Linked DNA regions of Homo sapiens: regions 2 and 3 are each linked to region 1. Evidence: chromatin loops called from intact Hi-C (ENCODE). Cell type or tissue: chondrocyte. All regions are shown on one strand.

Region 1 (5,000 bases):
AAAAAATTAGCCGGGAGTGGTGGCGGACGTCTGTAGTCCCAGCTACTCGGGAGGCTGAGGTGGGAGAATGGCGTGAACCCGGGAGGCGGAGCTTGCAGTGAGCCGAGATCCTGCCACTGCACTCCAGCCTGGGGGACAGAGCGAGACTCCATCTCAAAAAAAAAAAAGAGTGCAGCCTCTGGAGTCAAAGAGCCAAGCTCCAGTCCAACTTCCTAGACGCAGGGCCTCGAGCAAGTTACTAACCTCCCAGTGCTTCTCATTAGTAATGGAAGAGAGCATTAGTGTAAAACACCATACAAACGTTAGCTATTCGTATTAATATCTGTCATTGTGAATTGTTTTGTTTTTTATTTTAATGTCTGAGGGCAGTCCAGAAAGGGCTACTCACAGTTGCTTGGGTTTTAAATTAATGTTCCATTAAAATGAAATAAACTAGTTATCCTTAGCTGTTATGTTCAGTCTACAAATCTTGTTATTCTGTTTATAAATGGGGCAAAATAAAAACAGTGACCTTCAATTTTCTTTGATTAATGAGCTATTAACTCAACTTGAAGACTCTGTTTCCTTAATAATTATTTGTAAATTTAATTAATTAAATTCTCTTAAACTCTGAACTGCATTATAAATGTAATATATTACATTTCTTTTGTAAGCACTTCAGTTGCCTAACAAAGCAATTGTATTGCCTTAACAAGCAAAATATCTTCAAATAATAAATTCTTATAAATCTAAGAAATAAAATGTTATTAAAATAGTGAAGCATCAGTTTTCCTTGAAATTCCAATAATTATTCAGAAAAATAAGGTCATTTTTTTCCCTTTGCAACTTAAAATCACAAGTCTAAATTCTTTTAAATTTTTTTTAAATTTTAGATTCAGGGAGTACATGTACTCGTGTGTTACATGGGTATTATATGTGTAATAGTGGAGACTGGGTTTCTAGTGTACCCATCATCCAAATATTGAACATTATATGCAATAGGAGATTCTTCAACCCTTCTCCCTGCTTCAACCCTTCTCCTCCTCCCTCCCAGCCTCCTCCCCAGTTTTGGGGTCCCCAGTGTCTATTATCTCCATCTTTACGCCCATGTGTACGCATCGTTTAGCTCCTACTTATAAGTGAGAACATGAGGTTTTTGATTTCCTGCTTCTGAGTTAGTTCACTTAGGATAAGGGCCTCCTGCTCCATCCATGTTGCTGCAAAGGACATGATTTCATTCTTTTTTATGGGTGCATAGTATTTCGTGGGGTATACAAACCACATTTTCTTTATACAATCAACAGTTGGTGGACACTTAGATTGGTTCCATGACAAGTCTAAATTCTAGTACATATTTAAAACTGGAGGCATCAGGCTAATCTGTCGGTCTTTAATGTTAGATTCTTTAGACTATTACAGTATTTTAAAGAAACAAACATACGAAGATTACTCCTAAACTTAGCATGAAAGTTTTGCTTCTAAAGGCTTACCTTATTTCACTATCTTCATGTTTAAACTCAAGCTTTCCCAGGTTAGAAAAGGGCTCTCGAAGCAGCAGATGCACCATCTCCAGCAGGACGAGGGTGTCACCCTTGGGTAACTGGTGACACTGGGCTGGCAGTTTCATTGCCACGAGTGCTTTTTTTTTTTTTTTTTAAGAGAGCTTAGTGTCTTCAAGTTGAGTTAATAGCTCATTAATCAAAGAAAATTAAAGATCACTTTTTATTTTGCCCTATTTATAAACAGAATAACATGATTTGTGGACTGAACATAACAGCTAAGGATAACTAGGTCTCTAATTTGGATCTCTAACCAAATCTCTTGGTTACAGATTTAAAACTGAGGACTGCAGATCTGGCTGTTGCAGAGTCCAGAGGGCCACAGTTGGACCTGCCAGGCCATTTTTATAGTTGTGATGACAATAAGGGGTCCCCAAGTTCATTCTTCTCAGATAGGATTGGCTTTGCAACCCAGGCTCCTGGGCATTTAGCCCCTTCCCCAATTTTCCATAACCTCCTTTTAACTTTCACTGCTTTAGATGGGGAGTGGCATGCCACATTCGTCACAACCAACTCCTTGCCCCAAGTTTCTGCAAATGGATTCAACCAACCTGCTCCCTGTCTGGGCCGTGTCTTGTTGGCTTCAGTTGCAGCGTGCAGGGCACTCCAAGGACACAGCACTTTCCCACGGGCACGTGTGGCTGCCCAGCACAGAGTTTAGAGGGGCAGGAACTTTTCCTGAGATAATCATTTGTCTTTTGTTCTTGACATATTTTCCTTCCCTGTTCAGCCAACCTTTCCTTTCCTGCTTTTATTTTCTAGGATCTGGAGCAATTTAAGGGGATTAGGCTGCGGGTTGGGGAGGGGAGGAAAAGGTTTGAGAAAGGTTTTGAGAGAACTCCATGGCTGGGAGCAGCAGTACCTGCTGAGGTGGGGGCGGGGGAGCAAGACCTCAGATGGCATAGCCAAGCTGTAGGGGGCCTCAGGGGAGCGAGTGGCATGGCCTCAGGCCCAGGCTGCCAAACTGGGCAAGGAGGCAGCACAGACCCCCTGAGGCTTGGACACGAAGCTCTCACAGTGGTGCTGACGCACTGAAGATTTAAACACTACTCCCTCACACCCATTTTCTGGCATCACCTTAGACTCCCTGGCTCTTGCACAGGCCTAGGGAGGAGCAGCACCCACTCCCATCTCCAAAAGCAAGTCAGAATGAAGTTTTCTGCAGCCCAGCCAGAGGCGGAGTCAGATCTAATTTGATTTTAATAGAATAAAGAAGGGTACTGTTTCCAGCATCCCTGAGTCCTGTTATATTTTGCATAAAATGATTCAGTCTGGGGTAGAAGGAAGGGCATTGCAGGATGAGTCTGGCTCTGCCATTTAATAGCTACGGGACCCTGAGCAACTTTCTACACTCCTCCTAGCCTGTCTTCTCATTTGTAAAATGGGAATGAGTTTCCCATCTACCGGGGTCCCTCCTGCTCCTGAGCCCTGGCTGCTTGAAGTGGAGGTTCTGCTCATGCCAGGTGTGAGGATCACCCTCCTCCTGTACCATCGATGCCAGCCCAGCCTGGACAGCAGAGGGCGCTGTCACGCCATGCAGACTGTTCCTGTTCCAAGTCCACCAGCTCTCCCGGCTGTACCCAGCAGCTGATGGTGGCCAGTGTGCATTCTCCCTTATTCACTGGAGCAGTCCAGATGCCCTGACCCTCGATCTGCCAATTTTTAGACACAAGTAACACGCCCCCAAGTTCTCTGGCCCCCTTAGGCTCCTTACTCGTGATCCTCAGCTGCCTTGGCACTGCGCCCTTCTGGAAGCCCCTGGGGTGGCTCACGTGTGGTCCCAAACCAGTCTGCACCCATAGGGCACCACTGCAGCTCTGCCAGATGTCTGGGGTATCCCACATGGCACCCCAGACTCCCAGCAGCCTCCACCTGTATATGCATCCCTCCCCCAAGCGTCAAAGGTGTGAAGTGGTTGGGGCCAGGAATACCCCCACTCTAAGGGGTGGGGAGACTCAACTACGAGTCCTGCAGAGGCCAGACCAGGGGACGCCAGCCTTTCCATCATCAATTCCTCCCTTCTTACTGCTGGGCCAGCTCACTGGGTCATCCTGTCACCCCTCAAGTCTAGCTCCCCACCACAACTGTGACTCCCACTTAAACCAACACTTCAGCTCCCACAGTGTTCCAGGTGCTCTCATACCTCTCCTGTCTCTCAATCCCAAAGTAAAATATACATGATTACCACCATGGGGGAACTGAGGCTCACAGGAATGTTAAGTGATTTGTCCAAGACCTCATGGAACTGCAGTATCAGGACCCACACCCAGATCTCTGGATTCCAAGGGCCATGTTATTTCCATGACACTGTCGTGCCTCTTGGGTGTGGGCACTGGGGGTTTGGGCTGTTTGGGGGAAGTGGGATGGCAGCTCTAGCTGCCCAGCAGAGGTCTGGGAGATCCACTATGTGGTCTCAGGCCTGGCATGGCCCACACTGAGGTTGGCATCATGTGGCTCATGGGCAGGCCTGGAGCCCCTCTGATCCCAGAATGGAAACCCTTTGCAGGCTGCTGGTATAGGGAAGCCCAGCCAGGAGCTCACACACCTGCCGTTACCTGAGGTTTCTGCCATTACCTGAGACAGCATGGGCTCCTGGGAGGCCCTGATGACAGAACAATTAAGGGGGTTGTAGGGGGAAGGGTGGGCAGAGGAGTTACACCCCCACGTGCTTGGCAGCAGACGTCAGGAACACGGGGTGATGCCCACATTGTCTCCTGCCTCCTTATACAAACTGTCTGGGGCTTCTCTTTTTCCTTCATACAAGTCACCAGTGAGGACAATGTCACCAATCACCCAATATTTACCACCAATGAAAATTCGTTTCCACAAATGGGAGACCCTGCTCTGCACAAGAGACTAGACCAGACCTGTAGGGTTTGGGGGATTTTTTGTTTTTGTTTTTTGAGATGGAGGCTTGCTCTGTTGCCCAGGCTGGAGTGCAATGGCATGACCTCGGCTCACTGCAACCTCCGCCTCCCAGTTCAAGCAATTCTCATGCTTCAGCCTCCTGAGTAGCTGGGACTACCGGCGCATGCCACCATGCCTGGCTAATTTTTGTATTTTTAGTAGAGACGGGGTTTCACCATGTTGGCCATGATGGTCTCGAACTCCTGACCTCAGGTGATCCACCCTCCTCAGCCTCCCAAAGTGCTGGGATTACAGGCATGAGCCACTACGTCTGGCCTCAGATCTGTAGGGTTTTGACGAGTGACCAGAATGAGGGAAACAAACATATCACAGACCAGCGTGGCCCAAGTCGAAGGAAGGGAGGCTGAAGGCACTGGTTGGGGGTGGAAGTGTTGCAGCTCAGAGGAGAAGCCAGCCCCACCGGAGGGGTGGCCAGTGAGTGGCCTGATGCACAGGCAGGCAGCCAGCGAGCTTGGGGGTGGGGGAGAGGCTGAGCCAAGGCCGAGAGGTAGGAGGGGGCAGCTCGGGCTCTTGGTGGGCCAAGGTGGGAAGTGC
Region 2 (5,000 bases), 140 kb after region 1:
TCTTCTGGGATTCCTGCTTCCCCCTCAGGACTGTTGATCCACACCAGCCCCTCATCCTCACAACCAAAACAGGACAAAATCTACACCAGCGAGAATTGTTTTCTAACAGCTTCTTGTTTGCTAGTATATTTGACTGGGAAAGGAAGGTTTTTTTTTTTCCTTTGGCTTAATTTTTTTTTCAAAGTACAAAGACAATGAGTAATGACCACATGTAATTATACCAAGAAATACCATTATCAACAAGGTGATACACATCCTGCCAGTATTTCTCCAGTGTTTCGTATTGTTGTGTTTTTTTCTTTTTCATTATTAACCTAAGTTTCCTGAGGCATACCAACCTGTGTGTAAATTCTGAGTGGTGACATTTACCCTTATTTTACTGTCTCTTACCCTGTGGGCCATTGCAGTACTTTACATCCCCAACAAATTGCCCTTCAATTATGTCTGCAACTTATTCACCAAATCAGCCAGTTGTACAGTGGCAGTGCCTGGCACCACCATCTGGATAGGCACCAGCCTGTTTCCCAGGATAATTGGTCCCCAGGGTGCTGTTCTCTCTGCAGTGCCACCAGGGCCTGCTGGATGTGGCCATCTCTGCCAGGGATGCAGAGCTGGGCTGTGTCCCCTAGCACCCTGGAGGCCCCAAGGCAGCCAGGGTCTATCCTGAAATGAGAATGTCTCCCCTCCACTCTGGTTTCCCAGTTTGTTAGGCCATTTGAACCTACATGTCCTGGAGCTTTTAGCTGAAGCATCTCCTTCAGCATTTACTTGCAGACATCCTGTCACTGGGACTTGGACAAGAGCCCCTGGGGGCTGGGCTGGGGCAGACCTCCCTGTCAATTTTCAGAACTGCCCTACTCCCTGCCCAGCCAGAACACTGGGACTCTGCTACAAGTGGAGCTCCAGCCTGGTTGGAGTCTCTCTCAGCAGTTGCTCTGATAGCCTTTAGGATGGTGCCCCCAACCAGTCTGCAAAGCCTCCAGACCTCAGACTGCAGCCCTCGGTCATGTTCATTGATTCAGCAAACACCAAGTGAATGCTACTCTGTGCCAGGTACTCCGCCAGGCACTGAGAACAGGAAGATGAGTAAACATGAACATGGGGCCTGCCCTCATGGAACTTACTTTCTAGTGGGAGAGAAGACAATGATCAAATTACAAATAAGTGGACCCAGCGTGGTGAGTTACACCTGTAATCCCAGCACTTTGGGAAGCCGAGGCCAGATGATCACTTGAGGTCAAGAGTTCGAGACCAGCCTGGCCAACATGGTGAAACCCCACTTCTACTAAAAATGCAAAAATTAGTCAGGTGTGGTGGTGGGCACCTATAATCCCAGCTACCTGGGAGGCTGAGGCAGGAGAATCGCTTGAACTTGGGAGGCAGAGGTTGCAGTGAGCTGAGATTGTGCTACTGTACTCCAGCCTGGGTGACAAAGCGAGACTCCATCTCAAAAATATATATATATACACAAATAAGTGTAAACAGTAAGAAAGAACAGCTTGTCCGTGCATGGTGGCTCACGCCTGTAATCCTAGCACTTTGGGAGGCCGAGGCAGGCGGATCACCTGAGGTCAGGAGTTCGAGACCAGCCTGGCCAACATGGTGAAACCCTGTCTCTACTAAAAATACAAAACTTAGCCGGGTGTGGTGGCACATGCCTGTAATCCCAGCTACTCGGGAGGCTGAGGCAGGAGAATCGCTTGAACCCAGGAGGCAGAGGTTGCAGTGAGCCGAGATCGTGCCATTGCACTCCAGCCTGGCCTATAGAGCGAGATTCCGTCAAAAAAAAAAAAAAGAAAAGAAAAGAAAAATGAGGGAAGGGGAGGGGAGGGGAGGTTAAAATGTTGTAAAGCCCAGGTACTCGGTGCTGCCGCCTGTAATGAAGGAGCGCCTTCCTCAGCAGGTGCGTGGGCCCTGGGGTGTCGAGAGACTGGACCCCCTGGTGTTCCTTTAGTTCAGCAGAAACAGCTGCCCCAAGAAAGTTGGGCTGCAGCGAAGTCCGCGAAGGGCAAGGTGTGGGGATCGCGCTGCCCAGGGCGGTGCATCTCCACCTGGCTCCCGGGCGCCACCTTCCGGTCCTGCTTTGGAATTGCACTCCCTGGCCGCCCTGTGTTTGCGAGTGAGGGTTGGGAAGGCTGGGTGGCGTCCTGCCAGGTTGCTTCCTGAGCAGAAGTTAAGCCTGTTCCTTCCCAACTGGAACATTTAACAGCCAGGGAGAGACCCCAGAATTCTCTTTTCTCCTGGCATGATGATGGGCAGTGTTCAAGACGACCACTGCAAGTCAGCCTGTGCCCCGGGGTGACTGTGATGAGCAGAGTCCCTGGCCACACATAATGGGCCTGAGCCTGGGCATGGGACGTAGCTTTGTGGCCCTGAGCCACTACACTTAGGGGTTTCATGGTAATTTCCTGGAGACAGAGGCTCCTAGTGGCTGAAGGAATGTCTTTGTTGTGTTTTCTCATACAGGTGGCTTGGTGAGAGCAGGGCTGCGCTGCCCCTTCTGTCACCCCCACCCTGTGCCTGGAACAGCACTTGGGCACAGAGCCAGGACCCATCAGATTCAGCGACCTGACCCCATCTTCCTGGGAAAACACTTGTTCGTTCCTGCAGGAATGGCAGCTGGTGCCCTTCCAGTCAGAATCAGCTTCTCTTTTCCTGTTGAAGCCACCATCACTGCTCCCTTGTCCTAAGGCAGCTCAACTAAGGAGGTGCCCACTCGGCCTTCCCTGCTCCAGCCTCAAGATGCCTTCCTCAGGCTCCACATTTTCCCTCCATACTTTGCACCTGTTCAGGGCACAGCCCTCATCATGCCCCTCAGGACTCCACTTGAGGCCTCTTACTTCAGGGAGAGACCAAGAAGAGGGGCCTGAAGCACTTCCTGCAGAAAGGAGACCCAGCCCCTGCCAGAGGCCTGTGTGGCTTCTTATCTCCTTAGACCGGAGCAGTTGGAGGCTGGGTCAGAAAGGCAGAAAGGAACAGAAACCAACAATGGGCAGGAATGTCCTCCAGCTACAACCTATAGGCGCAGCTACAGCCAACAGGTGCAATTTTAGGGACATTTAAAAGGGTCATAATTCCATAAACAAAATGCGGTGTATGCACACAGCCTTTAAAAGGAAGGAAATTATAAGAGATGCATGATAACATGGATGAACCCAAAAGACACTCTGCTAAGTGAAATAAACCAGTCACCAAAGACAAATACTATATGAGTCCACTTCTAGGAGGGACACAGAACAGTGAAAATCATAGAGACAGGAAGTAGAATGATTATCAGGGGATGGGGGAAAGGAGAGTTAGAGAGGAGAAGTAGAATGATTGTCAGGGGATGGGGGAAAAGAGAGTTAGAGATGGGAAGTAGAATGATTGTCAGGGGATGGGAGGAAAGGAGAGTTAGTGTTTCATGGGCACAGAGTTTCTGCTTGGGAAGGTGAAAAGCATTCTGGAGATGGATGGTGGTGATGGTTGCGCATCAATGTGAATGTACATAAAGCCACTGAATGTACACTTGGAAACGGTTAGAATGTAAATTTTTTTTTTTTTTTTTTTTTTTAGATGGAGTTTCACTGTCTGTCGGCCAGGCTGGAGTGCAGTGGCGCAATCTCGGCTCACCACAACCTCCACCTCCCAGGTTCAAGCAATTCTCATGCCTCAGCCTCCCAAGTAGTTGGGATTACAGGCACCCGCTAGCATGCCCAGCTAATTTTGGTATTTTTAGTAGAGACGGGGTTTCACCATGTTGGCCAGGCTGGTCTAGAACTCCTGACCTCAGGTGATCCACCCGTCTCGGCCTCCCAAAGTGCTGGGATTACAGGCGTGAGCCACCACTCCTGGCCTAGGATGCAAATTTTAGGTTATGTGTATTTTACCACAAATGAAAAAAGAAAAAGATTCACAATTCCAGTCAGGAGAAAGGCACTGTCTTCTATACTGCTCAGAGGAGATGTCAGCATGACATCTTGGGAGACCTATTGTCAGTGTGCATTAAAATTTAAATATGCTAGGCCGGGCGCGGTGGCTCACGCCTGTAATCGCAGCACTTTGGGAGGCCTAGGCGGGAGGATCACCTGAGGCCAGGAGTTTGAGACCAGCCTGGCCAACATTGTGAAACCCCGTCTCTACTAAAAATACAAAAATTAGCTGGAAATGCTGGCAGGTGCCTGTAATCCCAGCTACTCGGGAGGCTGAGGTGGGAGGATCACTTGAACCCCGGGAGGTTGAGGCTGCAGTGAGCAGAGATCGTGCCACTGCACTCCAGCCTGGGCAACAGAGCAAGACTAGCACTAGAGCTACCAGAGGAGTCCCAATACCTGCTTGGACAACGTGGATAAAGCTGTGACATCTGGAACAGCTGTAGCCTTTTCACTGCTATGGAGGAAGACTTGGAGGCTCCAGACAGCAGAGGCTGAGCACAGGGAGAAACCATATCTTGGTGACATGATTTGCACCCGTGGATAAACTTTGCCAGCAACTACTTGATCAACTTCCAGATTTTTCAATTACATGAACCAAAAATCCTGCCCCTGCTTTTCTCTTTGAGACAGAGTCTCACTATGTTGCCCAGGCTGACCTCGAACTCCTGGGCTCAAGCGAAAATTCCCTTTCCTATAGGTCAGTTTGCATCGAGTTCTCTCTGCTTTGTAACATAAAAATGTCGGACAACACTTTCTTTTGCAATCAGAATTTAACTAATTAACACAAAAACAATAAATACATTCCCCAAGGTCAAATCTTCTCTTACCAGCTTTAAGAAAGCCTGCAAGTTATTTTTAGTTCTTCCTTTGCCCTCAGATGTTTCTGGCTTTTGAATAAAATATGCAAGTGCCGTGTTGAGCGAATTCTCACATTAAGCTTGTCCTGAATGGGGTTAAGATATCAGGACTACTTGAAATTAGAAAATATTTTTGAGCCCCCACTATGGACAAAGCCCCATCAAGGGTGTGATAAGAGCCGAAGATATCATTAGATGCAATTTCTGCTCCAGGGGTCAATGAGGAACA
Region 3 (5,000 bases), 180 kb after region 1:
AGAGTTCGAGACCAACCTGGCCAACATGCTGTCTCTACTAAAAATATAAAAAATTAGCCAGTCATGGTGGCGGATGTCTGTAATCCCAGCTACTAGGAAGGCTGAGGCAGGAGAATCGCTTGAAACTGGGAGGTAGAGATTGCAGTCAGCCGAAATCACGCCACTGCACTCCAGCCTGGGCGACAAGAGCAAAACTCTGTCTTGAAAAAAAAAAAAAAAAGAAAATGAAAAAGTCGAGAGAGCGAGGGTAAGTATAGGCAGGGCAGGTGTGTTAATGGGCTACCTTCTCAGTGATGCCATTGAACTTAGCCAGGATGTTGAAGAGTGGCACTTGGGGAATGATGAGCTGCTCCTTCTCGTCCTTGTAGAGGGGGGCAGTAGGAAGGTCCAGCGTCAGGTACATAAAAGTGGACTCCACCATTGTCTCCTGGTACTCGTCATTATGGAGCAACTGCTCTTTTTCTTCTGCTGGCTAGAAATGAATGAGAAGAAAAGAGAGGAAAGGAGTGTGACGGGTATAGGAACCAACACAGAACCGATGTTTTACCACGCCGACATTTCCTTCATCTGAAAGAACAAAGAGAAGTGCCCGAGAGATTGGGCAGTTTGGCATGCACCACCTGGTTAGATTAACTTAAGAACCAACAGGTTTCCTTCTTTAAAGATATTTTGCTTATATACCAGACTATCTAAAAAGCCCTGAGGCCAAGTGTGATGGCTCACGGCTGTAATCTCAACACTTTGGGAACAAAGGTGAGAGGACTGCTTGAGTCCAGGACTTCCAGACCAGCCTGGGCAACACAGTGAGACTCCATCTCTACAAAAAAAAAAAAAAATTGGCCGGGCATGATGGCTCACACCTGTAATCCCAGCACTTTGGGAGGCCGAGGCAGGTAGATCACCTGAGGTCAGGAGTCCAAGACCAACGTGACCAACACGGAGAAACCCCGTCTCTACTAAAAATACAAAATAAGCCGGGCGTGGTGGTGGCGCCTGTAATCCTAGCTACTCGGGAGGCTGAGGCAGGAGAATCACCTGAACTCGGGAGGCGGAGGTTGCGGTGAGCCGAGATAGTGCCATTGCACTCCAGCCTGGGCAACAAGAGTGAAACTCCGTCTCAATAAAATAAATAAATTAATTAATTAATTAAATTAAACAAAAATAAAAATAAAAATTAGCCCGGTGTGGTGGTGTGTATCTATGGTCCCAGTTTCTGGGGAGGTTGAGGTGGGAGGATCACTTCAGCAAGGGAGGTTGAGGTTGCAGTGAACCATAATCACGCCACCACACTCAGCCTGAGTGACAGAGATCTTGTCTCAAAAAGGAAAAAAAATCCATTAAAAAAAGAAAGTGGGCCGAGCACGGTGGCTCATGTCTGTAATCCCAGCACTTTGGGAGGCCAAGGGAGGTGGATCACCTAAGGTCAGGAGTTTGAGACCATCCTGACCAACATGGTAAAACCTCTTCTCTACTAAAAATAGAAAAATTAGCCAGGCATAGTGGCGCATGCCTGTAATCCCAGCTACTTCGGAGGCTGAGGCAGGAGAATGGTTTGAACCTGGGAGGTGGAGGTTGCAGTGAGCTGAGATCATGCCATTGCACTCCAGACTGGTCAACAAGAGCAAAACTCCATCTCAAAAAAGAAAAGCTCTAAGACCATCTAGGAAGCTTAGCTGAGGGCCAGGCACGGTGACTCACGCCTGTAATCCCAGCACTTTGGGAGGCCGAGGCAGGTAGATCACCTGAGGTCAGGAGTTCGAGACCAGCCTGGACCAACATGGTGAAGCCCCGTCACAACTAAAAATACAAAATTAGCTGGGCGTGGTGGCAAGCGCCTGTAATCACAGCCACTCAGGAGGCTAAGGCAGGAGAATCGCTTGAACCCAGGAGGTAGAGGTTGCAGTGAGCTGAGATGGCGCCACTGCAACTCCAGCCTTGGCGACAGAGGGAGACTAAGAAAAACAAAAAGAAAGCTTAGCTGAGCTTTCTGAAAAAACACAGCAGCACCACCTAGTGGCCAGAACACTTAAACCAGCACAGTACATCCAACCACTAACTCCCAAACTGAAAAAGTGCACTAGTATGACAGGGACCAGGCAGAGCTGCCACTAGGCAGGTGCTTTGTTGAACCTCTTCACAGGGCAAGCAGGCTTGTCAGTTCTCTGAGCATCTCTTCATCTCCCCTACGTCCCCTCAAGCAATATGAATCAGTCCAAGACCCAGGCTCAATTAACTCACCAGATCAGGATGGGGAAGCTTTTTAGTGAAGATCCTCATGGACCCCTGGAAAACATCAGTCACAATAGCTGCACAAACAGGAAGCAAGAGACAAATTCCGTGAGGATGGAAAACATGTCTGAAGTATATTTCCAGCTTCTAAATTTCTGAAATAAACCAGCATCTTCCAGCAAAAGACACAGAGCTCTCACTAAACACAGAAGTTTCCTTTTGTACTATATACCACCAGGGTACCTTTATAATTATTTGTGTAAATAATTACTTTATTTCTCTTAAGACAACTTTTTATCCTCCATCACAGGGCCTGGTCCATAAAAGAAAAGGTAAATGTGTTCAAAATGAAGGAATGGTGATACATGAATTACAAAAAAATTCACAAGCAAAACAAGGTACAGCCAAGGAACTTCCCATAACCATAAGCTACTTTCAAAGGGAGACAATGTCCAAACTGTAATGAAGACAAGAGGACAATGACAGACTAAGAGATGGGCCAGAACAGGATCAAAGCAACAAGAGAGAAAGCACAACCAAGTTCTAGAACCCTGCCAAGACGCAAGTTAGAGAGCTCAGAGGGTTAACACAGGCTGAAGACACCTGGTAGAGAGGGCAGGGCCATCCAGTGGGAAAAGCAACAGGCCACAATCCCACATCAAGACACCATCACATCTATAATCCTAGCACTTTGGGCAGATCACCTGAGGTCAGGAGTTTGAGACCAGCCTGGCCAACATGGAGAAATCCCATCTCTACTAAAAATACAAAAATCAGCTGGGCGTGGTAGTGGGTGCCTGTAATCCCAGCTACCCTTGGGAGACTGAGGGAGAAGAACTGCTTGAACCTGGGAGATGGAGGCTACAGTGAGCTGAGACCGTGCCACTGCATAGCCTAGGTGACAGAGCAAGACTCTGTCTCAAAATATATATATAATAAAATATCATTGGGACTATAACCATATTCTAGCAAAAACTATGGAGAGGGGCCTATTCAGAAAGAACATGTAGTTTATCTATAACATAGATACTAGCCTACCCCAGATAAACAGTTAACAAAAGAATGGGAAGTTGCCTCAGCCTCCCAAGTCGCTGGGACTACAGGCACATCCCACCACACCTGAATAACTTTTGTATTTTTGGTAGAGATGGGGTTTCGCCATGTTGGCCAGGCCGGTCTCAAACTCCTGACCTCAGGTAATCCACCCACCTCGGCCTCTCAAAGAGCTGGGATTATAGGCATGAGCCATTGCGACCGACCGCAAAGTTTTTTAAAAGGGAACAAAATAACTCCTTTTTATAAGTAAATGACTTACTCTTCTTTTTCTTCTTTGTGCCCCCCAGAGCTGAGTGCAGAGCATTCAGAAACCAAGACAGAAAGTCAACGCCATCTCCTGGAAAAAAAGGAAGGGTGGAAAACGTTGAAGCTAAGTGGCATTAGAGTTAACTTAAACCATGCACTGGTTGGCATTCCTGGTTCTCCCCCTTCCTCTCTGGCCATGCCATCCCATCCCAACTGCCGTGCATCCTCCTCTATCTTATCATTAAATGCTGGCACTCCTCAAGGTCAAGCTCTCACTCCTCCGATCTTGACTCTCTCCATAGGCTCTCTGATTCATACCAGGACTGTATCGCATCACTCAGTGATGACCAAAACAAATGAATATGACCTTTTAACATCCACTTTTCTCCAGAGTGAGCTCAAACTTCCTTCTTCCCTTCTGCAGCTCATGAAGATTCCTGTCTTTTAGGAAAGTGACTAGCACCCAGACTGAAAAGGCATACAGAACAAGGGGTTCTGAAAGCAGATTGACAATATTCCATGAAAATGCTGTCTACGGAACCTGCCACTCAGACATTTCAGGGATAGTGGCTACTTTTTTTTTTGAGACAGAGTCTCACTCTGTCGCCCAGGCTGGAGTGCAGTGGCATGATCTCAGCTCACTGCAACCTCCGCCTCCTGGGTTCAAGCGATTCTCCCACCTCAGTCTCCTGAGTAGCTGGGATTACAGGTGCCTGCTACCATGCCCAGCTAATTTTTGTATTTTTAGTAGAGACGGGGCTTCACCATGTTGGCCAGGCCGGTCTCGAACTCTTGACCTCAAGTGATCCTCCCGCCTCAGCCTCCCAAAGTACTGGGATTACAGGCATGAGCCACTGCGCCCAGCCAGATAATGACTACTTTCTCTTCAACGAAGATTTGCTTCTATTTAGTTCCTCTTTGCTCACGCAATTAAAATCTCAAAGACTATAGTATATCTTCCTCAACTTCATTTCCCTAAACCCAGAGGCCTCTAACAACTCCATAGAATGATTTTCTTTTTATTCCCTGTACACAGAATGCTCTTATGTAACAAACTACCACAGCAAGAAACACTTCACACATCTAAACACTCGGCAACTAATAACCTACTAGGTCTCAGAGATGGAGGAAATTATGTTTATGTGACATCATAACTATCCTAGCCAATAGTGGCTATGACAGAAGAAACTAGACACGTTGATTCTCAGGGTACCCTGGTTTTTCTGCAACTCTACAACCCAATTATGCCCTAACTTTCCAAGCTGCCAAAAGCTGACAGGCCCCACTATCCACCTTCAGGCCATAAGTCACCTGTGGAACACAGTGAATGCTGACACTCATCCATCCATTCATGGTCCACAAAAAAATCATTCTCAACACAAATTTCTTCCTTTCTTGCAGCCTTAATATAAAACCCTGGGAGCTCAGGGAGTTGGTCCAGAAACAGAAATGTCTCTATAAACACAAGA

Evidence for each region. A loop is a pair of places that touch in the nucleus more often than their neighbours do. Peaks named below come from ENCODE experiments on the same cell type or tissue, not always from the same donor. Only the 100,000 strongest peaks of a DNase experiment are listed, where the experiment ranks them.
Region 2: it touches region 1 in a loop (5-fold over the local background); 18 of 110 quality-filtered maps call a loop at or near these places.
Region 3: a loop joins it to region 1, with 7 times the contacts of the local background. A loop is called at or near these places in 75 of 110 quality-filtered maps.

What each region holds. Positions count from the first base shown.
Region 1 is chr2:85,812,445-85,817,444 of GRCh38, reverse strand. LOC284950 (a long non-coding RNA gene) reads right to left here and starts at 2,315. Exons shown (of 3, transcript NR_038888.1): 1 at 2,090-2,315. In chondrocyte, CTCF peaks have their summits at 2,795 and 3,043 (motif pointing right); a DNase peak (open chromatin) is centred at 3,072.
Region 2 is chr2:85,676,442-85,681,441 of GRCh38, reverse strand. LOC105374842 (a long non-coding RNA gene) reads right to left here and starts at 94. Exons shown (of 3, transcript XR_940317.3): 1 at 1-94. In chondrocyte, CTCF peaks have their summits at 1,824 and 2,066 (motif pointing left); DNase peaks (open chromatin) are centred at 2,041 and 2,401.
Region 3 is chr2:85,634,675-85,639,674 of GRCh38, reverse strand. USP39 (ubiquitin specific peptidase 39) reads right to left here. Exons shown (of 13, transcript NM_006590.4): 7 at 3,545-3,622; 8 at 2,239-2,306; 9 at 284-472. Among named protein-coding and RNA genes, the nearest start is that of USP39, 21 kb to the right of the region's middle. In chondrocyte, CTCF peaks have their summits at 1,780 and 2,016 (motif pointing left); no DNase peak of the experiment used is centred here.